3 separate regions of the Mus musculus genome follow, and all the other regions are linked to region 1. The links are chromatin loops, found by intact Hi-C in ENCODE. Cell type or tissue: gastrocnemius. All regions are shown on one strand. Each heading gives the region's core, and the rest is flanking DNA. Links, peaks and the distances in the headings are about the cores only.

Region 1 (10,305 bases), core at 2,030-7,029:
TCTTTAAAAACAAAAAACAAACAAACAAACAAACAAAAACAGAGTAAAACATTTGGTTCTTGGGACCAGGAGCCATCACACAAAGTTTATCTAACCCCACTGCCCCATAGCTTGGAAGGGAGCTGTCTAAGAGGAGGTGATTTGTCCCAGACCACACAGCTGGTTCATGGCAGAGTCAGATGTGAACACAGGCTCTCTGCCCCTTGCCAAGGAAAGGTGGATCTCATGTGTACTGGGTTAACAGGTATAGATAAGATGGAAACAGTACACAGCTCTTTCCGATTAAAGCACCCACCGCTCCATCATGGAATTGTCTTGACATCTAGGGAGAGTTGCTGTTCTGTGTTTCAGCAGCAGATGCAGGCTGGCATCTCTGGTTCTACTCTCCCTGCCCTGAGCCCAAGCTTGCATAGGAGTGACAGCACTTCCACGCTGACCAACAGACCACTTTAAACAAAGCATGCCCTAACCCACCCACAGTGACCTCTTGGGCCATTTGCCTCCCTTTCTCTCCCGGAGAGAGGTATAGATTGGCATGGCACCAGGTTACCCTCAATAGAGAAGAGACCTATGTGTCTCTCTCACTGGTTGACCTTAATTCAAAACTTTGTTCCCTCTATCTGCACCGCCCCCCCTCCCTGATTTGAAATGTGTTATTGTTTCACTTACATGGTTCAATTCAGGAATTGAAGAAAGCCATTCTGGATGACATGGTGATGCTGGGGAAAGAAAGCGGACTGCATTCTTTTGAACAGGTAACTGACCTTTCTCACCCACCCACCCCCCGCCCCCATGTTACATAGAAGCATGTTGACCCTGACCTGGCCTCTTTCCCTGCCTGGTATGTGGCCAACCAGAAGGCTACACACACAAAGACCCCCTGAAGGGCTGTTGTGAGCCAACTGACACCTCCCGCTCCTGAGCTAAATGAGGTCGCTGGACAAGTAAGTAAGGCTGTTGCTCGTTGCCCTTACAACCGCAGGCGATCATAAGGCCGAAATAGAAGCCTTGCTGTCCCCGAGAGATCATGTGGGCCGGTCAGGCTCCCAAGCACCCTACCTTATTTTTACTTTTATGGGCACTGCTGTCTTAGCAGCTGCAGGCAAGCTTACTTGCTAAGAGGACACTATCAGCCCAGTGGCCTTTCTGCAAAGGAGAAAGAAACAAAGCCCCTGCAAACAAAGGACACTCAGTTCCTCTGAGACTCTCTGTAGCTGGGCTCAGGACTGAGCATGCTCAGTCCACCTCCCTGCTAGCATCTGTACTCTTAAGTAAAAGCCAAAGAGAGGAAGGTTCCAAGTAGAAAATAGTAACACGCTAATAAAAATTTTATCCTTTGGACTTTGAGATAATTGTCTTTTATCAGCATCCATAATTGTTCTCTGGGGACAGCAACATAGATCAGCAAGTAATGGTGCCTGCTGTCACACCAGATGACCTGAGTTCAGTTCCTGTGCCCCATATAATGGGAGAAGAGGACCAACTCCTGAAAGTTGACCTCTGAACTCCACACATGTATGTGTGTATTTGTACATGCATGTGTGTTCTGCACGAATGCTTGTTTACACACATACACACACAGAAAGAAAGAAAAAAAGAGGGGGGGTAAACAAAATTTTTTTTCAATAACTGCTTTTTCAAAGGGTTTGGTGACACATGTCTTTAATCCCAGCATGTGGGAGGCGACTCTTTGAATTCAAAGCAATCCTGATCTACATAGTTCCAGAACAGCAAGGGCTCTGTAGAGAGACCCTGTCTAAAAAACAAACAAACAAACAAACAAACATGTTTTCTATCAAAATCGCCCAAAAAATATAGTATGAGGGATCTGCAAGGCTTATAAGAAGTTTTAAATTTTAAATGCAGTTTTGATGATAGCCTACAACTAATTTTAAAGTTGTTTTTAAGTGTAAAATTCTTATGTTTAATCTGAATCAAAATATGTTTATGCACAAAGGTTTCTTTTTTTATTGTTGTGTTGCTTGGCTTTGGACAGGGTCTCATGCTATAGTGGTTTCAGGTCAGAGCAGGCTGGCCTGCTACTTCTTATGTAGCCCAGGCTGGTCTTGAACTTGCTGCAATTCTCCTGTCACAGCCTCCCAAATGTTAGGATTACAGGTGTGAGCTAACTACCATATCCAGCTACGGTTTTAAGTGTTTAAGATTGTTTTCCTCTTGGAACAGATGTTTAAATCTAACCAATTTGAGAAACCAACTTTTGCTTGTCAGTTAAGTGTTTCAGGCTGGCTAAAGCTCGACTCCAAAGCACGGTGGCTAATTGGTACTTTTCAGAGTAGAAGGTCCATATTTGCCGCTATGGTTATTTCAATTTCCAAATGTGGTAGAACGTATTGTGTGGTCTGTCCTTAATGGGGATCTGTGTGGCTGGATCACATGTGGTCATGTGGTTCAGGGGCTACCCCTGAGTGGTTCCAGACCCTGTATCCTGGGGCAATTTGAAGGACCAGCTGGGGCTGCACCTGGTGACATCCTTGTGAATTCCCAAGCTCTGTACGCCATCTGTTGGTGCTGAGATGTATAACCTACACGGGACACAGATTAAAAACTAAAATGAAATTGGGGGCGGGGAGGAGGGAGGGAGGAAGAGAGAGAGGGGAGAGAGAATGTGTGTGTGTGTGTGTGTGTGTGTGTGTGTGTGTGTGTGTGTGTGTGACATTTATTTCCTTAAGATTATTTTAGGAACCTTAAAATCGCAGTGTTCTCCATTGCCTTTGGTTAGAACACTAATGAGGAAAGAGAGTCCTTGAGTTTCCCTGTGCCTGTGTAGTTTCTGCTCTAATAATCTGCCCTCACCATGGTAACCTCAGATGCAGGAAAGTCATGTGGCATCCCAGAGGTCTTCGGTGTCATTGCCAAAGTTGTCACCTCTTGGTCTTCTCTGTCATTCTGTCCTCATTGCTTTATGCCACCCCAAGACACACACACACACACACACACACACACACACACACACACACACACACACACGGAGCCTCTGCTGACGAATGGCAGGACTCCTGTCCAGAGGAAGGTGCACTCCGGACACAGGCTGTCCCTCACAGAGGTTGCCCCAATTGATCCACAGTCCATGTTTGCCTTGGTCTTTTCCCTTTTCAAAATTAAGTGGCCAGAGGCTGGGGGTGTGGTTTAACTGGCAAGTCGTTGCCGAGAATGTAGCCCTGGATTTGACACCCAGCACCACGTCCACTAGGCATGGAGGCAGTGTATATAACCCCAGCGCGAGGAAAGTAGATGTAGAGAGATCAGAAATTCAAAGCTGTCCCAACTACAAAGCAAGCTCCAGACCAACTGAGGCTCTAAGACCTCGTCTCAAGCGAACAAACAAAGCAAACAAACCCCAAAACCATCAACCAATGATAGTAGCCCGCACAAAAATCATCAACCAATGATAGTGGCCCGCACAAAAAAAAACCATCAACCAATGATAGTGGCCCGCACAAAAACCATCAACCAATGATAGTGGCCCGCACAAAAACCATCAACCAATGATAGTGGCCCGCACTTGCCATCCCCTCTCTGGGGAGGCTAAGACAGGAGGAGGAGCAGAGACTCAGGGCCAACCCAGGGCTGTGTAGTGAGATTTTTGTCTCAAGGGAGAGGGGGAAGCTATTAAGGATTAGCCCTATTTTTACAGGTGGCTCGCCTGCATGTATTTAAGTGCACTACGTGAATGTATGCTGCCCTCAGAGGCCAGAAGATGACCCCACATCCCCAGAATGGTTGTGAGGTGCTGGGAACCAAGCCACTGTCCTCTGCAAGAGCAGTAAGTGCTCTTACCTGCTGAGCCACCTGTCCAGCCTTGAAGGATTAGCTCTAAACACATGAAGAATGACCTAACTACATCCAGCGTTTACGTTATCCTGTATAAACTTTAGGAGTTCAGGGTTACCGGGCTGGGTTGCTTGTACTAAACTTTGAGTTAGAAAACAAAAATGGATTTACTGTGGCATAAATTCCAGAAACATGCAATTCTAAGAAATAGGTCAGCCATTAGTAATTGACAGAGATCTTTAGAAGATGCATATCTAAATGAGTAGATTAATAAATAAATAAATAAATAGGATACACTTAAACTGTCCTAGTAACAAGTAGATGACTAGCATATACTTGAGCACATTTAATTGTGAATTAATAATGTTCTTGATATTTGAATGGCTCACTAATTTGCATAGACAATACAGAATGAAGTTTGACATGTAGATTTTTCAGCTTCTAACCAGTAACCTTCTCCTTAGTCATATTGTGTTGCTTCTCATTGAAATGGATACTTGTGGAATCAGTTTAGAGATGCTTTTATCATTTCCCTGATTCATGGATATGCTTATCTTTCTTTCCATCTTTCATCTTAAATGATTTATTTATTTATTTTGTTTATTATCTACAAGCAAACTCGAGTCAATACCTTTGAAAATCTTCAGAATACAAAAGTTTGTTTTTGTTGTTGCTTTTTTAAGTTTCTGAGTTTTTACATTTCTTTATTTTATGGGTATGGGTGTTTTGCCTGAATATGTCCATGTACCACGTATGTGCAGTTCCCTTGGAGGTCAGCAGAGGGCGTCAGATCCTCTGGGTATGAAATTGCAGATGGTTATGAGCTTCCAAGTGGGTACTGGTCATGGAACCCGGGTTCTCTGGAAAAGGAGCCAATGCTCTTAACCAAGGAACTATCTCTCCAGCCCCTGGAAAGTTCATGGTCTTGTGAAATAACATAACTGGAGGCTTTGGAGGTCTTACTTTCCAATGCAATGTTTAAATGCTATCTTTTTTTTTTTTTTAATGAAAGTTCTATAAATCTCATTTCAATGACAAGTTTCAATATAGAAGTCTAAGCTAATGTCAGGCATTCTCTTTCTATTTCTTCTATAAAATTTATTAAAAGTTGGAAAGACCCAGGCATGGTAGTAAACTCAGGAGACAGAGGCAGGTGGATTCCCTGTGAGTCTACATAGTGAGTTGCAGGTCAACTAGTGATGCACAATGAGAGATACCTGTCTCAAAACTACTTATATTCATCCATATGTATGTACATAGATACATGCATGCATACATACATACATACGTATGTACATACATACAAATGGACTTGGAAAGGTGGCTTAGTGGTTAAGAAAAGTTGTTATTCTTCCAGAGAACCTGGTTTTGATTCCCAGCACCTGCATGGAGGCTCACAACTGTCTGTAACTCCAGTTTCAAAAAATATGATGCCCTCTTCTGGTCTCCACAGGCACTGCATGCACATATCGCACAGACATACATGCAAGCAAAACACCCATGCACATAAAATAGATAGATAAATAGATAGATGAATGGATGGACAGACAAATGGACGGATGGATAAATTTGGAAAGCCAGTTTCATGGACATAAATGAACAATAAGACTCCTTTTTTAATACACTGAAAATTAGACAATTTTTTTGTCTTAAGGTTTTTTTGGGGGGGTTGTGTATGTAAAAAAAATTCAGTGGATATAATGGAGTTTTTGAGCAAAGAATTCTTTGTCACCTCTAAATAGCCACCTGCTAGGATGCTGTACTGTTAATATCAGAGACATCTTCCTAGCCCCTTGATCCATCTTAAGAGTCATCTTTCCAAAGAGCCATTCGGGCTTAATTTTCCATGTCGAGAGTCATGTCCAAACTTGCTAGCAATGTATACTGCTCTTTCCAATATGGCCATTCTTTCCAGACCCATCCTCTTCTATGTCACATGTATCACATCTGTAACAGGCTGCAGAGATTTGAACATCACTGCCTCTGCCTGAGCACACGCTTCCAATAGGACCACTCCACCCTGTCCCTGGCTGTCTACAGCTGGCTAACTTAACGCTTACTCTCCACCGTTCAGCTCACATATACCTATTTAAAGAACCTTGTCTCTCACAGGATCATGTTTTGAGCTCTCAGTTTCCAACCTGTAGCACTATCTTGAAAAAGTCACGGATCTTTTAAGAAGTGAGACCTGACTGAAGGAAGCAGGTCCCAGAAGTCTTTGAGCAAACCCCTCTTGTTCTAATCTCTCTGCTTTCCATCCACCACCATGTGAACAAGTTGCAGCCTCCCTCCCATTGCCACTGATGGAGCCATTGTGTCGGCCTCCCTGCCATGAGGAACTCAATCCCTCTGAAACCATGAGCCAGAGATATTGGTCTCCCTTTAAACTGATTCTGTCAGGTATTTTGGTCACAGCAATGAAGAGAAACATAATAAGGAAACACAGCGCAAACTCTGCCAAGCCTAGGGTCTGTGGTGTATCAGAAAGAAATGCCAACTCACACAGAAAAACCCCACTCCCAGTCTATTGGGTTTTCCTTCTTTGCATAAGTGGAAAGATGGATGATCCCAGGTAGGTACAGGTCCTCAAAGACACGGACTTTTCCTGTCTCTCCACTTCTCTCAACCCTTAGTGTGTTGGCTTTTCAATCCATGGTGGTGAGGTGGCTGCAGTAACTCTCAACATTGCTCACATTCAAGGAAGAAAGGGGAGAGGAAATAGAAGTAGCTGTGCTTGAACTTTTTAATTAGGGAAGAATTTTTTTCTAGACTAGTAACCAGATATGGATCTTATGGCTGTCCTCTAGCTGCAAAGCAGAGCTGAGAAATCAGAGAACAGGACAGTCATGGTACGGATTCTGGGCCCAACTAAGTCAGGTTTCTGTTAGCACGGGGGAAGTGGGGCAGGGAGATTGGAGGAGCAGCTGTAGTCCCCCCCCCCCGGCGCTCATCCCTGCACAGGTCTGCCAAATACTAACACCTCTCGTTGGATTGTAGGTTCCATGTGAGTAAGCGCTACTTGTTTCTCCTTGTATCCCTGGTGTAAAACATAGTACACCCTGTAGGTGCTCAATGAACATTAGTTACCCTAAACTATACCTGGTTCTCTGTGTATTTTAACACACACACTTTGATGTGATTTTTAAAATACGTGTTAGAACTCTTTAATAAGTGCATTACCTCTGCAGAGATCACTTGATTTGGCCCTAGTTAGGATACAACTTCTTAAAGATCACACCATTAACGTGTTCAGCCCTGACTCAGATGTAACGTTCTCAGACAACTGCCTGGAAGTCTTCCTTTTGGAACCGCACATGACAGAAGTCCTATGAGACACTCCTAGACCATCCCTCCATCCTTTCTTGTACACAGTCCACCTCGCAAAAAGACTTTGTCTGAGGAGCCTGGGCTCTGCCACACAGAAGGCAGCAATGAGAATGCTAGATCAGCTCCCACCATGCCTCTCTCTAAAGGAGTCCACAAAAGCTCATGGCTCAGGCTAGGGATGCAGCTCAGTTGGTAGAGTACTTGCCTGGGATACACGGAACCCTGGGTTCTATCCTCCCTCCTCCTGCTGCACAAACCAGGTATGGTGATGTATGCCTGTCGTCCCAGCATGGAGGAGAGAGGAAGGGAGCTCCTACGTTTTAGGTCATGCACAGCTCCATGGTGAGTAAGGCCTGTCTGAGCTACATGAGATCCTGTCTCAAAAAAAAAAAAATGTCTACAGTAGGATATTGATTTAATTCATTATGCTCCCCCTCATTTCCCTTTGCATTCTTTGTAAAAATTACATCATCCCTAGGCAGCCATCTAAAGCAGGCACTGGAGTCCTCACAGCAGCCTCCCTCCACATTACATCTGTCACTGTGCCTCCGATTCATTCTGACCTGCTCACCTATCTCTGTGCCTGCTTCCGCTCTATGAGTGCTGGCTTGTCTCCGATGAGCGGGACATATGCTTCTATTCTTAACTCCCCCCGAAGCCAACTTCCAGTTTCTCCCGAAGATTTCTTTCTATAGCACGTATGTGTCTGCTTTACTTAGAAATCTCCAGCCCTTTCCTCTTGCACTTGGAATAAAATTCCACCTTCTCCACACTGGCCTGTCTATGCCTTCAGCTTCATCCCTACCACACTTGACTTCGTTATGTACCAATGAGAAGCCATTAGTTGTCCCTTTGTAGATCCTGCTTCTTCAATCCTGGTTTTGTTCTTGATGACTGTGCCTGTGTAACCCTCCCCCACTCACTTTCCCACCCACCCCACCCTCGTTGCTGCTTGATTATTTATTTAAGATGGGGGTGTCCCAAACTGAACTTCAGCTTGATAGATGGCCGAGGGTGACTTTGAACTTCTGTCCTTCCTAACTCTACCTCCTGAGTGCTGAGTTTTGTGCCACCATATCCTGGCTTTATAGGATGTTAGGGGAGCAAACCCACGCATCCTACTCGGTAGTCAAGCACCAGCTAAGAGCTATACCTGGCCTCAACTCATTTTTTGGTGAAATCTTCGCTGATTTCCCTGACTGCACCTCACTACCTACCTCACTAACTACCCTACCTCAGGTCTGTGCTCCTCATTCCCTGCTCATCATGTTAAAAAGTGCCCAGCATCCTGCAGTCTGCTCTGCAAACCCTAATATACACCACTTAGGGTGCTGGTATTTAGGACTCCTTTTATTCTTGGTGCCTAGCAGAACAAACAAACTGTTCATGTCTGTAAAGTTGTTGAATGAATGAATGAATGAATGAATGAATGGATGGATGGATGGATGGCAAAAGGAAAGGGTGGGTTCCAGCCATATCAAATAAGCTGAAATGTGTTTGTATATAATTTTGACTCAGCATGGTACTCTTAAGCCAAGGTGCATATTCCTCTCTGCCTGCTTACTCTCACCCTGTATGCTATAAATGCTGTGTTTAACTCCCACTAAAGATATGTTCTGCCTTTGGTTTTTAGGTTAAAGCCATTTACATCCATTGTGACATGTTCTCTGTTCAAAATGGTCTGCTGACACCAACACTAAAGGCTAAGAGACCGGAGCTGAGAGAGTACTTCAAAAAGCAAATAGAAGAGCTTTACTTAGTCTCCGTGTGAAGCTCCAGGAGGGCCCGTCTCAGTCCGATGAACTTTGCAGCAATATTATAGTTATTCGTGAGAGAAAGGAATCAGAATGCCACAGCTCAAAGTGAACAAGCACCTGATTTTTGCAACTGAGCCTTTCCTGACCCAAGAAGTCTCTAACAATATTTTCTCTACCATCACCAAGTACACTTTATTTTTATTAAATGATATTGTAGCAAGCTGCTAAAAAAAATTATCGCAAACGGTAATGTAAAAACAAATCAAGACACTTTCTGAAGAACTGTGTACCACTAAAAGTAATATATTCGCAATGTTCACAGAATTCCATTAAACATAAAGAAAAAACATAACTGATATATTGTACTTAATTATTTGTGGAGTAATAACCAGGTACAGTGAAAGTCTAGGCAATGTGGACTACCTCATTAAATAACTGATTGTCAACCATCACAGTTAGATCAGACCTAGAACTTAAAGCAAGCTGTAGGAAGCCACGCCAAAACAAAACCCGATAGTTCCCATGTGACCTGACTCCTCTGCTCTAATGCGAGCACCTTTGCCGGTACGAAAACCTTCTCACTGATTCTAACTGTTACTCCTGAAAAGTGGAAATGCAGCTGTCCTTACAGCAAATATCATATCTATCTAACAACCCCCATAGGTCTTTCAGTAATCTGCTCATTTATCGAGCTCACCGAAGTATTCAGAATCTATGCACAGAAGAATAGGTGGGGGTTGCGTTTATTTGCCTACTTCTTACCATAGGGAAGCTTAAAAGATGTTTGTTGACTGCGGCAAATGGACTCTTGGCAAACATTTAGGGGAAGCTACTCAGTGGTGTCTCAGGGCCCAACAGCTCACGCACCCATGTTTCTGCTACAGTCCTTGCCTTTTCCATTCTCAGTATGTCTGTCCGGGTCTGGGAGACGCAATATGGCGGAAATTGTGAACAACCTCGATTTCTTTTCAAATGATATCACAGCAAATGTGAGAGGAATAGCTGATAATTCCAAATAAAAGAACGTCTTCAAAATTTCCCTAGAAAACGATGGAAGTCCAACATAGAAGAATCCCTGCTAACGGCATGATTCCATTCCTAGAACCTCCAGATGCTCCTAATGGACCATAAAACCTTAATTGTATCATATGTTTAGTTGCACCCTAAATCTGGGTGCCAAGATTCTGATGTCACCAAAAAGCCTCGATACCATGGGCAGTGCAGCTCAAGTCCGCACTATAAATTGTGCACCCAAGGAGGGCAAGGTCCTCAGGGAAGTGTTTCTCTTCTGTGGGAACAGGACTCTGAAAGTACATAGAGAACTCATGCAGGTCGCACGATCTTCCCTAACACATCTATGATCAGGGTGGCCAGGACAAGGAACTCCCTAGCTCTGAGGGAAATCCAATTTATTTGTAAGTTCCCAGTT
Region 2 (10,305 bases), core at 2,459-7,458, 49 kb before region 1:
AGGACCACCCCCTCCCCAACACATAGAGAGACACACAGATAAACACAGACACACAGATAAACACATACAGATACACACACAAAGAAATTGAAGCCTAGATATGAGTTCAAGTGCACAGAGAGCATCCAATCTCACCTATCCACCCCTTGCTTTCTGATCTCTAATGTCTGGTTTCTCTCCCTCTTACTCCTGGTATGGGTCCTTGTCTTAACCAGTGCCTGACCAAGGTCTGTGCTGCTTGAGCGCTGTCCTCGGTGCTGGAAGCCTAATGAGTCCTGAATGCTTGAAGAACGAGGGGACCTTGGTGAAATCCACTTGAAGATGTCCATCGAGGCCCCATCAGAATACCTACCTTTATTATTTTAGAAAATCACAGAGCCAGGCTTCCTCCTTTTGTTCCCAGACAAAGGGATTGCAACTCTTCAGCTCACTCTTCAGCTCAGCAATGAGACCACCAACAACCTAGTGACCGTATGACCATTTATCACAGCTAAGAGGAACTTGAGCTCTTATGTACCACACATATGCATCACTGCCTGTGTCCTTGGGAGACACCTGTGATTCCATGTGGCTGCCTGTGTCTTCATGAGACATGCCTGGGGACATGGCAGCTGGTGAGTCTTCCCGTGACCTTGTGTGGCCTCCAACCTGACCTTGAGCATTCTTATTAAGTGTGGGTATTATCCAATCTAGCCTCACCTTGATGCCCCCCCCCCCCCCCCCGCCCCATCACTCCCTTCCCTCTTGGGTTTGCAGATGTGGCTCCCAGCAACTACAAAATCAGGTCCTAGGGGGCGTCTGACTCAGCCAGGAACCGGCACTTCAGCATGTGCACTTTCTGGGACAGAAGCCCTGGACCCCCGCTGCCATTTGAGCCTGCCTAGCCATAAAACCTTGGAGGCCGGTCGTGTGGAGGTAGGGTCGTTCATGGGTGGAGGCACGGTGAGGTAGGAGCGGCAGTGAGCCCGTGAGCCCCTTCCTCCAGCCCGTTTCCCCCAGAACGTTGCGGGGCGGGCGGCCCAGCCCCTCCCCCAGTCGGGCTCGGCAGTTCGGATGCCGCTGTCTCTTTGCCCAGGAGTCCCGGCGCGCTGCGGGGCTGGGAGTCGGGTTCCGTGAGGAGCGCGCGCTGCGCCCTCCCCCTCCCGCCGGGTCTCCGCAGCGGCGCGGGGAGGCGGGGGCTAAAAATACCCGGCGGCGGCGGCAGCGGCGGTGGCTCTGGGGCTGCGGGGCTGCGGGCCTGGGAAGCAGTGCGGGCCGGGCTGGGCCGGCTCACCGACATGCTGACCTTCTTCTTGGTGTCGGGGGGTTCTCTCTGGCTGTTTGCCGGTAAGTCCCGGTCCGATCCTGACCACCATTTCCGGGAAGCTGTAGTATCTCGGCCCAGGGTGCGGGTGTGACATCTCCACCTTGCGGAGCCCTCTGCTGCGGCTGCTGAATTGTCCCTTCAAGGTCCCCGAGGCGCCCCCCAATTCTGGTGGGGGTCCATGGGCAGCGTTGGGGAAGCAGCTGGGTCAGCCCGGAGGAAGGGCCTTACTAGCTGAGACCCCCATAACCCCCCTTCCGTTCTCAAGCTCCTTTCTCCTTGTGGTGAGAACCGGTGATCAGATTAGGCCCCGTGCCAAGGGAAGGGCAGACTTTTTGTGTCTGTGTCCATCTCTAGAGACCAAAATCCAAGTTATGTTGCCCCCACCACCACCACCAAGGTCCCTTGGTGAATTGTACGGCAGAGCTGACCTGGGTTTCCTGATCCAGCCAGAAACCTTTCTCACTAGCGGTCCCTGCTGCCCTTTAGCCAGAGGACAAGACTGGTTACTTGCCCCTTAGCTCTGCCCAAGGCTGTACCCTGGCTTCCCCCCTGCCTCACCCCTTTCCCTCCCTCATCCTTGCACCCTCTTTCTTAGGAAGCTACAGGACTCCTGATAAATCTCTGCATAGTACTTTCCCCAGATTCCTACACCCATACCTGTACTCTCCCAACAGGCCCACCCCTTACCAATACTACTTCTCAGCACTGGCCTCTCCCCTCTCCAAGCCTCCGGCTAATACCTCTAAAGGGTTTCCAGCCCCACCTCGGCCCCAGCTCTGTGCAGAATCTCTAAACCTGATAATGTACGTGAAAATGCTTGGCCTAGCCCAGGCCAAATGCTCTCCCCATGCTAATATTTCTTATTTGGTATTCGGATAGCACCATCAGCGGTGGTGACAAAGTTGTTTCTGAGCTAAAGGAAAGGCAGAGGTTGATTCTTTTGTGAGAATCATGTGTTTTCATGTGTGAGTTTTTTTTTTTTTTTTTTTAATATTCACTGTGAAACCTAGGAGGTTGGTGGGACCTCTTCTATTGTTGAGATTTAAAAACTGACTTCCCCAGTGCCATATGGATAACACTGGGCAGATTGGAATTTGATCTCAAGTTTTAGCTGATCAACCCATGCCAAGTGCTTGGTTATATCGTGTCTGAACCTGAGGGGATGGTGGGCCAGGTAATTATTTTTCCCGCCCCCACAATTGTCCTGAGTTAGGCCACAGGGGCATAGTCTCCCTGAGCTGGGGAGACTAAGGCCTCTCTAATCCCTTCAGCTCCCTAAGCTCCTTCTGTATGCCAGTGTCTGGTGACAGGCTGTTCAGGGCCACTCTGGTCTTGCCAACAGGCAAGGATAGGCGAGAGTTGGGATCATGGATAATCAAAATATGATGATGATGATGGTGGTGGTGGTGGTGCTGGTGGTGCTGGTGCTGGTGGTAGTGGTGATGGTAACATACACTATTTATTGCCTACGTGACAAAATTGCCTATGAGCCTCTTCTCAGTACCTGGTCCTCTTTGTTCTACTCCAGGAAGAACCCCACCCAGCATGGGTTCAAAGCGTTGGTCTTTGGTTCAGAAGTTTTTGTGGTTCCAGGAAGGTGTCCGGAGGCTACAGGGCCACTTGTGATAGGGATCATCAGTAGCCTGTGAGAGAAGCCCCTGAGTGGGAGGGCTTCTTGTCTATAACTTGTATACAACCGTCACTGAGTCAGGGTGAGCTTCTGTCATGCTTCCTTGGATAAGAAAAGGGGGCACCTGCCTCACTGAGGGGTTAGACAAGGGCTCTGAGAGTCAAGCAGAGCTTTTCCTGTGCTCGGTGGCAGCTGCTTTCACAGAGGCCAAGCTGCTCTGATTGCTGGAAGGCAGAGTCTGACATGTGCTTTTCCTTAGATGCAATACCCCAGATACATGCATGGTGGGGGCTTTATAGGTCATGTGCCTGCCCTTCTTGGGGCTTTGCTAGATCTCAGGCTTTCTCTTGGGATGGAAGGGTGGAAGGGTCTGAGAAATGTGCATTCACACACACACACACAACACACACACACACCCCTAAGGATGAATTCTGCTTTGTAATCTACTTTATAGCCCAGTGTAGCTCCCAGGTTTCTGCCACTCTGTCAAACAGGAAGATGCTCCTGAGCCAATGCCTGTGTGCTTTTTGCTACTCAGTGCATCCCTAGGGAAACAAACCTTGGTCTGGCAAAAGTTGACCTCAAGGGCTTTCAGGGAAAGATGGGGGAAAAGCAGCCTGGAAGAGCCACGAGCTCTGGGCTGCACAGTACCGAGCCATTCCAGATCTAACCCGAATGTTGAGTTGTAAACAAGGAGACAAGGATATGAGTCCAGCATGAGTCATGTGCTCAGTCTGGTAATAAATATGCCCACCATTTCCCAAGCACTCAGAGGACAATGGGATCAGTGGGTTGGGATTCCTGCCCACCTCTGTGACACCTGTATGTGGACTGTAAAGAGGTACCACTCTTGATACATTACTAAAAGGTACCCCTTCCTTCAGGCTGATGTAGCTCTAAACTCTTGTATAAGATCCAACCTGCTTAACTTCAGACCATACCTACCAGTGATGCCTGTATGGATTTCTGCAGGACGTGGGGCATTTATCAGAGACAGGTAGCCAAATACCAAATAAAAGAAGTCAGAGCTGTCGAAGGTATGCAGAAAGGACTGTGATGGGGCTGAGTTTTCATGTCTTCTGCCTTGAGGACCTGGGTTGTTGGATGGGTCCTAGAGGAGAGGATTTTTTTTTATCATAGAGCACAGAAGGACCCTTTGTTTAGGTACAGTGGCCAGGCTAAATCAGGAACAATCAAGACTGGAGGCAAGGAGTGTTGTGTAGGACTGTTAAGTTACGAGAATATATGTAGCCCAGGTTGGCCCGAGTGGCAGCTGGGCTCCAGAAGGAGGCAGAGATGAACCTCCAGTTCTGACTCCTGCTCTGGGGACATGGACCACACCCTATCGGAGTGGGCCATGGCTACAAGAGGCTGATATGACAGATCTGGCCCAGCAGGCACAAACATGCTCAGTTCTGCCCTATCAGATCCCACCCCTAGCCCCAGACTCGACTAGGGCAATGAGTCCTGGAGCAGTCAAATGAAGCCCAAAACAGTGGCTAAAAATTGGGGCTGATGGTGAAGCTCCAGAAAAATCAGGTATTTGGGGCATGACTCCCAAAGGAAGAAAGTTTGAATTTGTACTCAAGCCTTTACCTTGATTTTTTTTAAGCTGCTTGGCAGCCTGCATGGGCATAAGGCTGCACTAGGAAGAGCAGGCTGGCACCAGGGGGCAGCAGAACCCAGCCATCCTGTTCCCCTGCTGATTCTCTGGGGTTTGTGATTCTAAGGTTGACCTTCTTGAAGCTGAACTTGGCTCAGCTACAGATGCGATAGAACTCAGGGCTGTTCTGTACACGGGGTAGTACGGAGAAGGTCTGTCTTGTTTGCAAAAAGAAACAAGTTTCATATAGTAGTAGGTATGTTGTTTATCTAACCAGCACCTGACACACAGTAGGTACTTAGACATTCATTGAATGAAAGGAGGGAACAGAGTATAAACATATCATCTGCCTGACCTTGCACACACTGTACGGCAATCAAAACGTTTCTATGGTTCTGCAAGCTTCCCTTCAATCTTCCCACAATGCTGTGTTGCTGTTGTCACCACCTACTGCATGAAGCTCTGAGGCCCAGAGGAATTTAAGCGGGAAGATGCCCGTAGAAGCAGAGGGTCAGAATGTCTTCCCAGACTTGCAGTCCAGGAGAGAGCCAGGTTTCTAACAAGCAGAAATGAAGTAGAAAAAAAAAAAAAGCATTCTAGGCCAGAGGGTCCTGATGGGGTGAGGTCAGCAACAGAAGTGTCTGAAGTTAAAGTTAAAGTTGAGTGCCTACAATCCCAGCCCTTGGGATGCAGACACAAGGAACTCAGGGATAGCTTTGACTGCATAGCAAGTTCCAAGTCAGCCTGGGGAATACAATATTGTCTCTCAAAAAAACAAACAGATTGGAGTGTGTGCTGACTGCTCTACCCAGCATAGCTGAGAAGGATCTCCAAGGCAGTGGCCTCACTGTGCAGGGACAAATTCTGGTTAGTCCCTGATATTGTCAGGAGCTCTAGAAGTGAAGGAGAAATATGGATGGATGGATGGATGGATGGATGGATGGATGGATGGATGGATGGATGGATAGATGGGTGTATGGGTGGATAAGTGGATGGGTGGATGAGTGGATAGATGGATGGGTAGATGGGTGGATGGTGGGTGGATGGATGGATGGATGGATGGGTGGATGGGTGGGTAGATGGTGGGTGGATGGATGGATAGGTGGGTGGATGTCTCACAGCTTCAGGATAGATGGTTTGTAGAAGGGAGATTTCTCTGAAGGCTCTTGCTTCCTTGTAATTCCAAGATCTAGTCTCTCTACGGTCAGGTAATTCTAGGTACATTGCCTAGCATACTTGAGAAGACGATCCAGTCAAGTCCCTGCCTTTGTGGTGGCCCTTACCTTGACTTAGCCATAGTTCTCACTCACCATCCACCTGATCTCAGGATCTGGCCTGAGGCTGTCCTTAGGATGCCTGGATATGGATGGATTCCTACCACTCTCACCTATCAGGTATAGCCATACCCAAGTATTCTCCTGACTCATTGAAGACTTGGGATCTATGAGATGTGGGAATAGGCAACACCATATTGCAACAGAAATTCTGAGCTGAACTCCCCTATCTGTTCTAAGATCTAATCGATAATCTCAGATCCTGGATTGTTTCATTCCAACTAGACCCACTGTAGCGGTGAGTTCTGCTACACCAATTTGGCTCCCAGTGGGTCGAATGTGCGCACCCGCCCAGGAGCTATCTTTGGATCCTGGAGTGAAAGACACACAAACACATTAGCTTATTTTTAAAATGCCTTGGCTACCTCAAAGGCTTGGCACTCCTAAACCTTCCCCTGCTACCCCAGGCCCAATCGGGAACCCCACCCAAATTCTCACATAGCTTGTTGGCGCTCCTGTAGCTCTCCTCTTCCTTCTCTCATCACATCATGGCGGTTCTTCTCTGTGCATGCACAACTCTAGGTGTCCTACCCCGTGTCCAACCATTGGCCACTGACATCTTTATTGATCGATCAAAAAGCAATTGGGGCACTTGGACATTCAGATTCCTGGTTGAATCAAAGCATTAGAAGAACATCTCCAACAACCCACCTGACTCTATCCATCTGCCCTTCCCAGAAATGTCCTTCATCCTGCCCCACCCTAGACTAAGCATTCAGGTAGAGGATGTCTGTGGAAGGATAGGAGTTGCTAGCTTGTGCTCTGCCCTGTCAGGCTTGCATTCCAAGCTGGCTGCCTGATGAGGCTTTAGAGCAATAACAATCAAAATCTCAGTTTCCAGACCCTGAGATAAGCAAATCCAGATTGGGGCCCTTTGGAGCCAGGAACCAGCCCAGTGATTAGTGACTACCAGGGGGAGGAGGGACAAGGAGAGAAAAAAGCAACCCTTGGTTGAATAGGCAAACCCTACTAACTGGCTCACAGCACTGTCTGTCTCTCCTATGGATCTGGAAGGAGTAACCCGGACTGAGCCTGTTATCAGCCCCATTTCTCCTACTACATTGAACTGTTGGGACTTTGACCCCCCTGAGAGATCTACCTGCCCACCTACTCCTGCCTTAGCTCCAGCTGCAGACTGGTGTGAACACTGACAGCAGGTTCTGAGGAATGAGCAGAAAAGCCAGTCGACACTGAGGTCACACAGAAACTGGACAGGAAGGTCGGTCCCAGGCTATATGGCAGGACGGTCAGAGCTGAGACAGAGAGAGCAGCAAGGTAGGATGTGGGCCAGCCAGTGAGATCAGGTAGGGAAGTACTCAGAGGTAGACAGGATGTTCTCAGGCCAGTGGAAGGAACGTACTTATCAATGTGGGAATAGGGGTGTCAGGCAGGAACCATCCAGGCTGGCAGGGACCATCATGGCTTCAAAAGTAGCAGCCCCACTGTTCTATTTCCAGAGCTAGGGCCTCATGAAGCCATCTAGACTCTAGCACTCTGCTTAGCAGGCAGAGAATTTCAGTAGTGAAATTCAGCAGATTGGATGAGGTTTTCTGGGATAAACCCTCACCTCACCCCTACTCAGCTATCACTCTGCCAGCTTTTAAGCCTGGCCATGTCTGGGGTCCATGCTCTTCCCTTTGCCAGCAGACTAGTTGGGGATTTAGGTGTTTGTGTTCCTGGTCTCCGTGTTGCAGGCCGGGCAGAGGATAGGATATGACTTGTGAAATTCCCATTTTCTGGGCCCACAGAGTCCTCTCTCCTCCTCTTCCTCTGCCTTTGATTCTCCTCCCTGGGTAAGTTCTCTGAAGTTTCATGGAGACACATCTGGCATCTTGGCTTCATAAATATCCTGTACGGCCCCACCCTAAAGTAGGACAACAACTGGAGGCAGGTGGGTGGTGGCAAATGGCCCGTTTCCTACCAGGGCTGGGCCTTTTCATAGGCCTCAAAGCCAACAAGGTCACATGCCTTGGATTGTAGGAGATCCATGTAACACCTCTCTCACCCTTGTGTGGCTCCAGAAGGACATGTTAAGGCCCTGCCCTGTCTATGCTTTTAGGCTAAATGATGCTGCCTGTATCACTGATTCTTAAGGCAGCATTCTGAGCCTCACATGGGTCTTGGTGACCCTGGGGTGTCAGAGGTGAGGGGACAGAGACACAGCAAGCCACTGTCACAGAGACACAGCAAGCCACTGTCACCCTCAGCAGCCTTAGAATCCCCCTAGACCGTTTAAGAACCTCCAAACCAGGACTCTTGGCTTCAGTGTGGAAAAGAATTTTGGGACTCTCCAGTTCGAGTTGAGACTTAAAGATGCCTTAACATAGGCAAAAGCCAGAGGGTTCAGAGGAAGAGGTGTACTCAGAAAGTAAGACACACCCAGAAGCTCGGGCTTGAGCTTCTCAAAGAAGCGTGTTAAACTCAACAAGTTGATGAGAAACCCTTCACCTGTTCTCGTCTTTATGAGTTAGATGGCTCGGAGATGCCTTGAATGAAGTTATACTGATCAGATGAAACCAGGGGCCCCTGGAGGGTGCACAAGGGCATTGGTATGCTTCCTTTTCATTAAAAAAAAAAAAGATTTTCTGGTGAGATTCCTATAAAATTTACAGCTTTACAGCTAGGAAAGGGGAAAAAAAGGCCTTAAGCAGTTGCCGGCTGTGTTGGAATTCTTGCTTGTGGTATTGTTTGCTAGTGTGGAGCTCTGACTGTATTTCAGAGTCAGGAGGTCCAGACCTGTCCTCATGTTTCCCACGATCTCCCTGCCTCTCCACCCTGAAGAAGCAACAAAAGCACCTGTGACAACACTGTGAGTTCTTCTGGTTTCTGGCCCTGGGCCTTTCCCTCTGTTCTCCCTTAGCATTCACCATAAACACCACAAGAGTTATCAAGGTCTCTTTATAAAAAAACAAAGCAAACAAACTTGTCCTCACTATCTCAGCCATCGATGTTGCTGCTTCTGAAAAGGGACAAGATCCACAGAACTGCAGGAGGGGTGGTCCTACTTGCTGCCCTAACGGTGATACCCCACCCCACCCCACCCCGTGCTTTCCTCAGTGGCCAACAGAGGCTTCTAGGGCACTCTCCAAAGATGCTGGGCTCTTTTCTTTGGATGGGAAGTCAGAATTCAGGGATGTGTACCCTCAGTAGGTCAGCGTCAACAGCCTCCAATAGCATTCCCTGGACCGGCTGGGGCCTTCACTTCGACTTGGTCTGAAAGAGATTTTTGTTTTCTGGTGAGAACAGCCCTGGCCTGACCTGGCTGCAGGAGCCAGCAGCAGGAGTGCAAACCCTTTCATGTGACAGGCCCAGAGTGGAGTGATGCCGGCCTGCCAGCAGCAGGCCCTCCCCTGCAGCTTGGGAGGCAGGGCGTCCATTTGCATATTTCCCCATTCATCCTGCCCTTGAAAAGGAGGCCTGAGTTCTTAGTCCCTGGCCCAGCCAAAAGCCCAGAACTTGAGCCCTAAATTAACCCTGTGGGCCAGAGGCTGAGGCTGCAAGTGCTAGCTAGCTACCACCCCTGACCTCCAGAGTACTGGTGCAGAAGACAGCAGACGTCTGTTTATCAGCACTGCCTGGAAGAAAATTCCCTTTTATTTCTTCCAGTGGCAGCTAGGAAATGTGGTAATTTATCTTTGTTAGGAAAAGTACCTTGAACCAAAGATAAGACTGATTAATTTATTGTTTAATATGTAAGGTACACACACACACACACACACACACACACACACACACAGACCTTACCTGGAATTGTGGGTAAAGGAGCCATCTGGGTTCCAGGCTATAACAGCTGCACTCCTGGCTAAGACACAGCCTGCCTGGGACATTTTTGTATCTCTAGGCCTCAGGGTATCTACAGACCTTGCCTTGGAAGACACGAGGCACAAACTTGCCAGCTGTAATCTCTTACCTTATGTGACTTAATGTCCTCCCATTGGCCTCAGCTTGCACCTCTGGTCCTTGTTACAGCCAGGCACCTGCCTCCTTCCCTACACTGAGGGATCTTGGCAGGTACAAACAGCTTACAGGCTTTTGTACTAACTCATTGTGTCACCCTGCCCCAGCTTAGCTGTCCTTCAGGTCCCCACCCTGGCTCTCCCTCCATTTCTTTCTGAGCAGTTATCCCCCAAGGAAGCAGCAGTGTTCTTAAGTGACAGTCAGGCAAGCAGGGCACTGTTTAGTTTGCCCCTTGCCCCTTAGCAACCTCCATTGTGTCCTTCCAGGATCCTTTCTTCCTCAGGGAACATGGTCCTATCGAGAGGAAGCTATCCATCCCCCGTGTACCTTGAGCACATGTTCCCACCAGGAGAGCAGATGTGTCCTTCACCAGGCTTGAGCTTGCAGCATTTGTGACAATGTCCTCAGTCTAGGCTAGCAATGAGATGGACTCCTGGCCCTGAGGCCAAGGCAATCCAACCATGGACTTGACTGA
Region 3 (10,305 bases), core at 2,325-7,324, 230 kb before region 1:
CTTTCCATAAGGTGGCACAATAGTCCTTATATTGTAGCCGTCCCATCCCTCCCTTACATAAGGCTGTCCCTATTTCAGGTTGACCATAAGATGGCAGCAGACCTCATCTCTTCTTCCCCCCAGCCTGTCCTCATCTCACTACATCCTGGAGCCTCAGCCTGTGTAGCCAGTGCCCTTTCATCCCGGGCCTTCCCCGCTGCTGTAATGTACAGGACTCCAGGTGCCTGGTACCCTAACCTGTACCAGTAGAGGGGCACGGTCCTAAGGAGGAAGGACCAGGGGGTTCAGAGATAAAGAAGATAGAACAGGTGGGCTCAGGAGGTCTCGAATAAGATATGTCTTTTGTCACACAGCTTTTAAAGAAGTTTGGCACCGTATATACTGTTTTCAGGGTATAAGTGAGACAGTGCCACTGAAAAGCTATCCTACAGTATGACAAAGTCAGCAGGAAGCTAATCAGGCAGTGTTGCACAAGGGGAATACAGGGCATCAGAGAGGAGCACACAAATTTGGGACTGACAACTATAGGCCCCTAGGGTGGGAAGGGTTTGGTTTTAGGATCCAAAGCTTCAGCTCCCCAAGGCCAGGGTCCCAGGCCATTACTAAGCCCACCAAGACTCAGACATTCCTTCCACACATGAGAGCCTCAGAGAATAATGACTTGGATCAGCCTGGCTCTCCACCGTACCCATCCACTGCAATCCTTTGGCTGCTCTCCCACGGGACATTACAGCTCACCCGTGAGCTTTTAGTAGTATGCTACAATTACCTGACCGGTTTTCTACTGTCTCCACTTGACCAAGTTATATGATGGCAGACGTCATGTCTCGGTCACCCAGCTTAGCACCTGGCACACAGTAGGTACCAATCAAATAGTTATTAAAAGCAAGAGTCAGCAATATTCTGTTTGGCTCATCTGTACTTCTGTCTGGACATGTCTTCCTTACCAGGCCCACATCATCTGAGCCCACTAGGACAGTCCACACCACAGATAAGGTATCTGTATCCTGCTGTAGACACGTCTATCCCTGCTGGCAGTACTTGCTAAGCCTTTATACGGAGACTGGGAACTAGGGTAAAGGGTGTGTGTATGTGTGTTTGTGTGTACGTGTGCACATGTGTGTATGTATGGTTTGCCCATAATGGGTGGCTTCTGCACCCACATACTTCAGATTCCTGCTGTTTACTTTGTTGACTCTAGGAGGGCCCCAAGAGACTGGAAACTGTCTCCTTGCTGAGTAGTGGGAGCCCAGCAAGGCAGGAGGCACAGCAGACAGTATTTGGATAGCTTCTTGGCAGAAGGGTGGGAAAACTTGACCAAGTCAAGAGAAGCCTCAGGTTGAGTCTGAGTGTTGTGGAATCATCAAAGCCCAGACTATTGTGTGGGCCTGTCAAGGAAGGCCTTGTTCAGGGAATATAAATGCATGAACCAAGCAGAGTTCATAAGCACAACAGTGCCGGCAGCATAGACCTGATAGGTGGTGGGGGTGGGGGTGGGGGTGGGGGTAGTGAGCAAGGAGGGTGTGCCAGGCCTCTGAGCACAGAGGAAAGTGGAGACTAGACTATAGCATCATGGGACCTTGGCTAGAGTCAGTCTCTGCAGCCGTCGCCCTACTGTGTGCCCTCCGTGTTCTCTGGGAAAACACCAACACCAAGAAGGATTCCTCTCTTTCTCCCTTTCAGCTTGCACGAGCCACTGTGCGTGACCCCAAGACAGGTGTCCTCACTGTTGCCAGCTACAGAGTTTCCAAAAGGTGAGTGGTGGGATGGGGTGGGGTAGCTGGTCAAGCCCAACCCTGGAGCTTCCCATAGGATGCAAGAGCATGCCAATGCCACCTTATCCAGCCTGCTGCTCTGCCTCGCTCTCCGTAGCATTTAGCCTGTTGCCCGTGAGTGCTGGCCTTGACTGGGCTCAGAGGACATCATCTAAGCCTGTCCATGCCTTTCATCTTTGCTCTTTTCTTTTGCCCAGCTCCTGGCTAGAGGAGGATGACGACCCTGTTGTGGCCCGGGTCAACCGGCGGATGCAACATATCACCGGGCTAACGGTGAAGACTGCAGAGCTATTGCAGGTGGGTTGGTCCCTGGGGCTGGAGGACTTCTGTTGGGCGAGGTGTTTTCCCAAAGTGCTTAGGCTGCGAGAGAAGGCTCACCCTCTGCATTAGTTATGTTCCTAATGAAAGGACCTGACAGAAGCCAACTGACAGAGGGGAGATCCGCTTCGGCTCACAGTCTCAGTCCACCATGGGGAGGCTTAGCAGCGGGAGCTTGCAACAGAGCTTGTTCACATCTTGCTGATTCAGAAACCAGAGGCCTGGCCAGAACCAACAGAAGATATAATCTTCATGACCCCCTTAGGCTAGCCAGGTTCCAGATTCCAGCCTCCCCACACAGTACCACCAACAGGGGAACAAATGTCTGCTCGTATGAGCCTTGACTTCATATTTGCAGCATCCAGACAAAAAACTGAGTGTGGCTATGCATTTTACTGTCACCCCAGCTGCTGTGGAGAGAACACGGACAGGAGGCTTGCTGGATGTCAGCTTACCTTCAGGTTCATTGTCTCAAGGGAATAAGGTGGAGCATGATAGAGTGAACACACGACATCCTTCTTTGGCCCCTGCATGCACACACCACCATATCCATACACCACATACATAAAGAACACACATGCACACACAAAGCTTGGGGGTTGTGCTCAGGCCTAGGGAGATGGCATCCCTGGGGAGTCGGGCTGCCGCGGGGCTGTTCAGACTGATGGCAAATGCAACGCTGTAATCCCTCTCCAGGTCGCAAACTACGGAATGGGGGGACAGTACGAACCACACTTTGACTTCTCAAGGGTAAGGCTCCGATCGTCTTTGGAGGGCTCCTCTCTGGCTGGTTTGAGAAGGTTGGAGCTTCTAGAAACATTTCAGCTCCCACGGCATCCCTCCTCCACCTACCTAGTGAAAGGGGAAATTCTGTGCTGCTGGCAAAGCACCTGCAGAGCCCAGTGGAGCCTGGTTGCATCCAATTGATGTGTGGGTGCTTTGGCTTGATAATAAAGTCAAGGACTTCTCTAGGTCCCTGTAAAGGGTTTTCTTGCCTCTCCCTGGTCCCCATTGTTGTATTCTGAGTGGGGTTCCCTGTATTACCTTGTCCCATTCTTGGTTTCTCAAGGGAAGGCAAACTTGCCACCTTCCCCTGACCCTTTTGGTCCCAGTCCTTTGGGTGGCGGGCAAGTTAGTTGGAAACTTGGATAAAAGTTGTTGTCTGTTGCAGCGACCCTTTGACAGCGGCCTCAAAACGGAGGGCAATAGGTTAGCGACGTTTCTTAACTATGTAAGTACTGGGCTGGGCGGTTTTGTTCACTCTCACTTAATTTTATAGAGCGATGAGCAAGATGCTTTCAAGCGTTTAGGGACTGGGAACCGTGTGGCCACGTTTCTAAACTACGTGAGTATGATGCACGTATCTGATGGGCCCCGTGGAGACCCTGGGGCCACCGGGCTCCGTATCCCACCCCCATCAGGGCTCATGGCATCAGCTGCTAATTAGTGGATCCTCGGTGCCCTTCTTGCCTAGAGTAGAGAGGGTTGGCTTTTGTCCTCACCGGTGTGCTTGTCTCTCTGCTACTCCCTGGCTCCCCACCCCCCAACATCATTATTATTTTTAGCTGTGGTAAAAATATACATAACATAAAAATTACCATCGTAACAATTTTCTGGTGTGTTCTGGTGACATTTATTAAATCCATCCCTAATGTGGACCATTTACCATCTGTTACCCTAGCTCTTCTCACCTCGTAAAATGGAAACTCTGTTTCTATTAAAGAGTACTTCCAGAGTCCCTTACCCACCCCCATCCTGCTTTCTGAGCCCACATGAACCGCATCAAAGGGGACGCCTGGAACCCTCTGTGCTTTTCACTGCCTGATGCCAAGTCCGCTCTCCTAAACAGATGTCTGTGTGGTGGCTGCTTCTGCTTCCCTTTGGTGGACACAGTTCTACTCTGAGCTTTGGGGATGAGAGCCCTGGTAGGCTCTGTCTTGGTGGCAAAGTGCACGGGAAGCAGGGAGGGGCTTTTAAAAGATAACGGCCTCTGTTTGCTAGTGTGGTTGGCCATTTTCCCTCCTGCTACCCCGCCCATCTGTAGGCTTCTGCTTCCCTTTCCCCGCTGGAGCAGCTCAGTCTAAGGAAGCCGAGTCAAGGGGCTTAGAAAGGAAGCTTGCTTATTCCTCTTTACGTTTTAATTATGTGCTGGAGGTCTGCCCTGCACACACACTGCTGACAAGGTCCTATGTGGTCTCCACTGCAACATCTGCGATCCGACTTGGGAGACTCGATAGAAGCATGGGAGAGAGTGTTACTTGGTTCCCATGGAGACAAACACTGACGAATTTGCCCAGGCATGGGGTTTAGTAAAGGCCTCATTTAGGAAATAACATGTCAGTTATGACTTGAAAGTCAAATGGAAATTTGTGGAACTTTTTTTTTTATGGCAAAGAGGAGAGTGTGGGGGCCTGGAAGAGAAAATGTCTGAGATGTTGGGAAATGGACAAAGGTTAGTGTGTCTGGAGAGAGAGGCAGGGGAGACTGACTTGGAGACTCTCTGGATTGGAACCCTAGCACTGGGGAAGCCACTGGGTGTTGTCATCTTTCTTATCGTGAGCCTGCTGAGTGCCTGCCTCTTCTGTCAGACTGGTGTGCGCCATACTGGGGAATTTTTAGCTCTAGGGGTTTCCCTCTTTTTTTTCTTAGCACTAATTTTTGTTACCTTACAGGCCATATTTTATTATAGTATAACCAAACAAAACAGAAAACTAAAACAAACCAAAAGCAAGATAAAACAAAACAAAACCCACTTCAAGTAAAAGTGTAATTTAGTACCATAGGAGAGGCAGAGTGGCATTCTGGGAAGGTGAAAGTCTGATGAGAGCAGCGAGAGCCAGGAAAACAGCCACACAGGGAAAGGGATGCTCCTGAGGTTGGGAGCCATGGGGAGCTCCTGCCCAGAGCAGTGGCTAAGCACAGTGGCGTAAGCAAGGCACGGCTGGGTGAGGGTTCAAGATGGAGTCAAGGTGGGCATTTATTCTCTCTTTCTCCCTTCCTTCCTTCCTTCCTTCCTTCCTTCCTTCCTTCCCCCCCCCTCTCTCTCTCTGCCTCCCTCCCTCTCCTCTCTCTCTTTTCTCTCTCTTTCTTTCTTTCTTCCTTCCTCCCTTTCTTTCTTTCTTTCTTTCTTTCTTTCTTTCTTTCTTTCTTTCTTTCTTTCTTCTCTCTCTTTTCCCTCTCTCTTTCTCTCTCTTTCTTTTTCTCTCTCTCCCTCCCTCCCCTCCCTCCCTTCCTTCCTTAGTTTCTTTCTTTTTCAGATGTATTTATATCGTATGAGTATTTGCCTGCATATGTGTGTGTATGTATGTGTGTATATATATATGTATGTATATATATTGCATGTACCACGTGCATGCATGGTGCCCACAGGCCAGAAGAGGACATCAGATCCCTTGGTATTGGAGTTACGGATGGTTGTGAGCCTCCACAAGTGCTCTTACATTGGGTTATGTGTAATAGCAGCAAACGCTGTTTTTTTTTTTCTTTTCCAACTTTATTAGGTATTTTCTTCATTTATATTTCAAATGCTATCCCGAAAGTCCCCTATACCCTCCTCCCACCCTGCTCCCCTACCCACCCACTCCCACTTCTTGGCCATGGTGTTCCCCTGTACTGGGGCATATAAAGTTTGCAAGGCCAAGGGGCCTCTCTTCCCAGTGATGGCCGACTAGGCCATCTTCTGTTACATATGCAGCAAATGCTCTTAACCACTGAGATGTCTCTCTAGACGAAGATAGTCATTTTTAAAATAGGCTTGGATTGTTCCCATTCAAGGACAGCCTGACTGTGGGGCTTCTGGGGCCTTTAGCTCTTGGACATCCAACCATAGAGACTGTCCTGATGAACCCCACAGATTTTGTGGTGTGTGGGAAGTCTCTCTTGGCTGAGGATAGCCATAGAGCAGAGCCTCCAGGCAGAGCCCCTCAGGGTCGCCTGCCATCCTTGACCAGAGGGACCAAGCTCTTTGCCTTATGTTCCCAGATGAGCGATGTCGAAGCTGGTGGTGCCACCGTCTTTCCTGACTTGGGAGCTGCTATTTGGCCCAAGAAGGTAAGTGTGACTCTTCAGGGTCACACGTTGATGCAGGCCTCAGACCTTGTCCCTGTCCCCCAGTGCTATTGACTGTCAATGTGATGTACCTTAATTCCTTCCCACCTGCACCCTGAACTTCTACCCAGGGAGAAGGGATGGTAAGGAAGACCCTTCAGGGCAGGTAGTTTCTAAACTTCCTTCCATTTGAAGGATAGGTACTTTTTAAGAACTTAGTTTTCGGAGTCCCAGAGCCCCATCTCCCAAACACAGGAAAGGAGGGACATTCTGTCAAAGGGTGAGGGGTTCTTGGAGCATGTCCTTGTGAGTAATCTTTAGGGTGTGCTCTGACAGCTCATCTCTTTCGCAGGGCACAGCTGTATTCTGGTACAACCTTCTTCGCAGTGGGGAAGGTGATTATCGGACGAGACATGCAGCCTGCCCTGTGCTTGTGGGCTGCAAGTGGGGTGAGTGGCTTGAGGGGTAGTGTGGATAGTGCCTCAACCTGGTATTTGATGGTTGGCCTTAGGCGCAGAAGCGGAGACGACAGCTAACTGCGTTCAGTTCTGTTCATCACAAAAGGTTTTCTCTGGCTTGTACCACCCAGCCAGAGCTCCTGCAGTTGTCTGCTGACACTCAGAGATGCTCAGAGAGCTGAGGCAGCCCGGGCTGCATGAGCACCATAGGTCCAGTGTAGTCTCTGGCAAGGGTTTTAGGGGAGCGTAGCTGGGAGGTGTCTGTCCAGGGCAAGCAAGACTTGTGTGGCTATAACCAGCATCTTAGGTAGCAGGGTGGGAGACTGACTGTCCTTGTCACCTGAAGAAGGACAGGTCTGAGATGAGACTGGAGCCAAGAGGTGAGACTGGAGGTTGGGACCAGACCAGAGAAGATGAATATTAGCCTCATCCTTTAAGTTGCTGTGGAGAACTAGAAACGGCCTAGAACGTGACAGGAAGGGACCACATGCGTTTAGAACTCTTGGAGTTTGGGCGATAAATAGTGATTGGCTCACAGAAAAGGTAAAATAAACAAATGAAAATTTGGTCGTTGCCGATTCAGGAGGAGAAAGACCAGTGTAAGTCTAATCTACTAGGTGTCGAAAGCATAGCACAGATAGTCTACATGTGAGCACTGTGAGTTAATAAGAACTAAAGTTTATCATTTCGCTACATATGCTATTAGTCTTAAGTCTTCTAGACAGTTTGTTTAGTTAAGTACAGGTATTAAATTGTATTTTAAAATCTGTCTTTAGTAGTGCATTACTTTTAAAAATGTGTGTGTGTGTGTGTGTGTGTGTGTGTGTGTGTTTGTGTGTGTGTGTGTTTGTGTAAGTGCCATGGCATGTGTGTGAGGGACAGAGGACAATTTGAAACACTGGTTTCCCTCCTTCCATGATGTGGGCTCTGGGGTTTAAGCTCAGATGGAGCTTATAACAGGAGCTATATCATCTGCTCTGCATTACTTTTGTATCCCTTGAGAGAGCCCATGTTTGAGGAACACTCATGGTCCATGCCTGTGACATGGCAGGGACAGTGTTTCAGCTGGGGTGCCCACAGCACTAAGATTCTGTCTTGTGGCTCACAGGGCCTGAGGCTCATGGCCAAACCCTGCCCAGTGCTGACAGGTTCCTGTCCCTCACCTCTCAGTTTCTACTTGTCCCTGTCCCAGCTTCTTGAGGTCCTTCACACTTACCAGAGTGGCTCCTGCCTTTGGAGACTTTCTCAGCTCACTTTCTGCGTTTACTCCACTTGGAGTGGCAGCCGTATGGTATACCCGCCTTCTTTCTGGGATAACTTCTGTTGGCTTCCTGTTCTGTTTCAGTACTGCTCTCATCCCTAACATCATGAGATGCTCTTTGGCTTTGTTCCCATGGTAACTTACATACACCCACCGAATCACTGGTTGGCTTCTGCACCATTATCTGTGTGCTCATGTATTTTCATCAGCACGTGAGCAGCTTGAAGCCTGAGGCCGTGTGGCACTGGAGTGTTACCCACAGAGCACAGGGCAGTGGTCATCATGGAGGAAGCATTCGTTTTGGCTGCTTGCTGAACTGATAGGTGGGATGGTCATGTACTTGCTTTCTGTTCACAGTCTCCAACAAGTGGTTCCATGAGCGAGGACAGGAGTTCTTAAGACCTTGTGGAACAACGGAAGTTGATTGACGTCCTTTTCTCTCCGCTCCTCCCTGGCCCATAGTCCAAATCATCTTCAAGTTCAACATGACAGCTTCCTTTTTATGTCCCAGCTCCTGTCAGGCAGGTCATTGGAGGAGCCAGTGTTTGACTGAATTGAGAGAGTATATCCTGAGCCTAGTCCTGGGTGACCTGGGCCCCAGACTCTGACCAGCTTACACCTGCCCTGGCTCTGGGGGTGTCTTGGCATGGCTGCGGTAGAGCCAGACTATAGCACCCGGCACGGTGCCTTTGTACCTCAGATATTTCAGGTAGAAGATGTCTCAGTGAAACCAAAGTTCTGATGCTGTTTACATGTGTGTTTTTATCACATTTCTATTTGTTGTGGCTTTAACCAAAAAATAAAAATGTTCCTGCCAGAAGCCTTAAATAGCCTTATTTTGGAGTGTTTTGGTTTTGTTGTTATTCTTGTTTGGTATTGTTTGTATTGTTTGGTATTGTTTCCAGGAACTGGGCCTGGCTTGGCTTAAAATGCCTGCCACAGCTAGGCGTGATGGCACATGCCTTTTATCCCAGCACTCGGGAGGCAGAGGCAGGCGGATTTCTGAGTTCAAGGCCAGCCTGGTCTACAGAGTGAGTTCCAGGACAGCCAGGGCTACACAGAGAATCCTGTCTTGAAAAACCAAAAAAAAAAAAGAGTGCCTGTCACACGAACATGGACCTGAATTCTGATATCCAGCAAGTACATAAAACTCAGGGCCTGACAGTGCCTCCCTATAATCTCAGTGCTAGGGTGGCAGAGGCAAGCATCTCTGGGGCCTGCTGACCAGGCAGCCTAGCCAAATTGGCAAGCTCCAGGCTCAGTGAGAGACACTGTTTCAAAAAAATAAGGTTGGAAGCTCACAGAGGAAAATGGAAGAAGTGGATGGCCAGTCTCCACAAGCCGGTGTACACACAAACACGCACACGCATGAGTGTGTAGCACACCACGCAGGAGCTCTTTTACAATTTTTTTTCTGATTTGTGTGCATCTCTGCCATACAGATGTTCTGCAGAGCAGAACACTAGCCCCAGGTTCTAGACCTGGTTTTTCCACACTGGCGTGCCCTCCAGGCTGCAGTGTGGAAATCGGAGGTGGTAAGTAATCTCACCTGCTCACCCAGAGAACACAGAGAGAACAGGTGTTCACAGCTGGAAAGCTGTTAATGTTCGGCATGGGACATGTACACTGAGTTGTCCCCGGTGACAAATGTGAAGAATGTGAAAGCATGTGTCACCTTCTGCCGGCTGCAACCTTCCTGTCAGCACTCGGGAACCGTGTGGGAGGCCCACCAGACTGCATCTCCTTCCCGGTCCCCAAAGGTCAGTGATAGCCGTGGGCTGATGGTTTGCGGTCACCACTGAAGTTTCCCTCCTGTGACCAGGTCACTGAATACAGTTACCTCATTTTCACTGACCAAGTTTGTCTGTCTGGCTTCTTTCATCTGATATTTTGTTGAAGGTCTGTATTACCACAGAGTTTGTTTTTAACAGTTCATGCGGCGGGGGTGGGGATGGGGGTGGGGGGCCCTCCAGAGAAACAGAACTGGAAGGGTGAATATATGTTACAAAGGGGGATTTATTAGATTGCCTTACAGGATGCAGGCTGGGTGGTTCAACAGTGGCCAGCTGCACTCTGGAGAGGCTGAGAACCAGCAGCAGTTTAGTCTGTGAGGTTTGGTGACTCTGTTGTCCCAATCTGGTGCTGAAGGCCTGGGGACTTCAGCAGAGTGACTGGTCCCCAGTCCACATTGGGAGGTGGGAGAAGCAGTGAAGGGTAGCAGCAACTGGGCAGATGCACTCACCAGCAAGACGCAAAGGCAGGCAAGGAAGAACAAGAGAGCTGCTGTTTTGGATCATCTTGCATCTGGACCATCACAGGAACGTGTTGTGTACTGTGAGAGAGGGTTCTCCCCCCTCCGTTAATCCCTCCTGGAAGTGCCCCCACAGAGCTGGCCAGAGGTGTATCTCTTGGTTGACTCTGGATTCTATGATATTGGCACTCAAGA

Evidence for each region. Hi-C counts contacts between places; a loop is a spot of excess contacts. Peaks named below come from ENCODE experiments on the same cell type or tissue, not always from the same donor. Only the 100,000 strongest peaks of a DNase experiment are listed, where the experiment ranks them.
Region 2: it touches region 1 in a loop (8-fold over the local background); 21 of 42 quality-filtered maps call a loop at or near these places.
Region 3: it touches region 1 in a loop (4-fold over the local background); 5 of 42 quality-filtered maps call a loop at or near these places.

Annotation. Positions count from the first base shown.
Region 1 is chr11:54,352,308-54,362,612 of GRCm38, forward strand. It overlaps Acsl6 (acyl-CoA synthetase long-chain family member 6), which reads left to right. Exons shown (of 21, transcript NM_001033598.1): 20 at 684-755; 21 at 8,753-9,232. The coding sequence ends at 8,890. Among named protein-coding and RNA genes, the nearest start is that of Gm12224, 12 kb to the left of the region's middle. In gastrocnemius, for the core only: CTCF peaks have their summits at 2,514, 4,555 (motif pointing right) and 5,235 (motif pointing left); DNase peaks (open chromatin) are centred at 2,479, 2,937 and 4,578; H3K27ac peaks cover 453 bases.
Region 2 is chr11:54,303,008-54,313,312 of GRCm38, forward strand. Acsl6 (acyl-CoA synthetase long-chain family member 6) reads left to right here and starts at 817. Exons shown (of 21, transcript NM_001033598.1): 1 at 817-915. It overlaps Gm51861 (a long non-coding RNA gene), which reads right to left and starts at 694. Exons shown (of 3, transcript XR_003949553.1): 1 at 353-694. In gastrocnemius, for the core only: a CTCF peak has its summit at 4,596 (motif pointing right); a DNase peak (open chromatin) is centred at 4,611; H3K4me3 peaks cover 143 bases; H3K27ac peaks cover 4,437 bases.
Region 3 is chr11:54,122,974-54,133,278 of GRCm38, forward strand. It overlaps P4ha2 (procollagen-proline, 2-oxoglutarate 4-dioxygenase (proline 4-hydroxylase), alpha II polypeptide), which reads left to right. Exons shown (of 16, transcript NM_001136076.2): 10 at 1,684-1,754; 11 at 1,973-2,072; 12 at 2,790-2,843; 13 at 3,265-3,324; 14 at 6,075-6,143; 15 at 6,493-6,589; 16 at 8,217-8,694. The coding sequence ends at 8,287. Among named protein-coding and RNA genes, the nearest start is that of Gm12223, 14 kb to the right of the region's middle. In gastrocnemius, for the core only: no CTCF peak of the experiment used is centred there; no DNase peak of the experiment used is centred there; H3K27ac peaks cover 758 bases.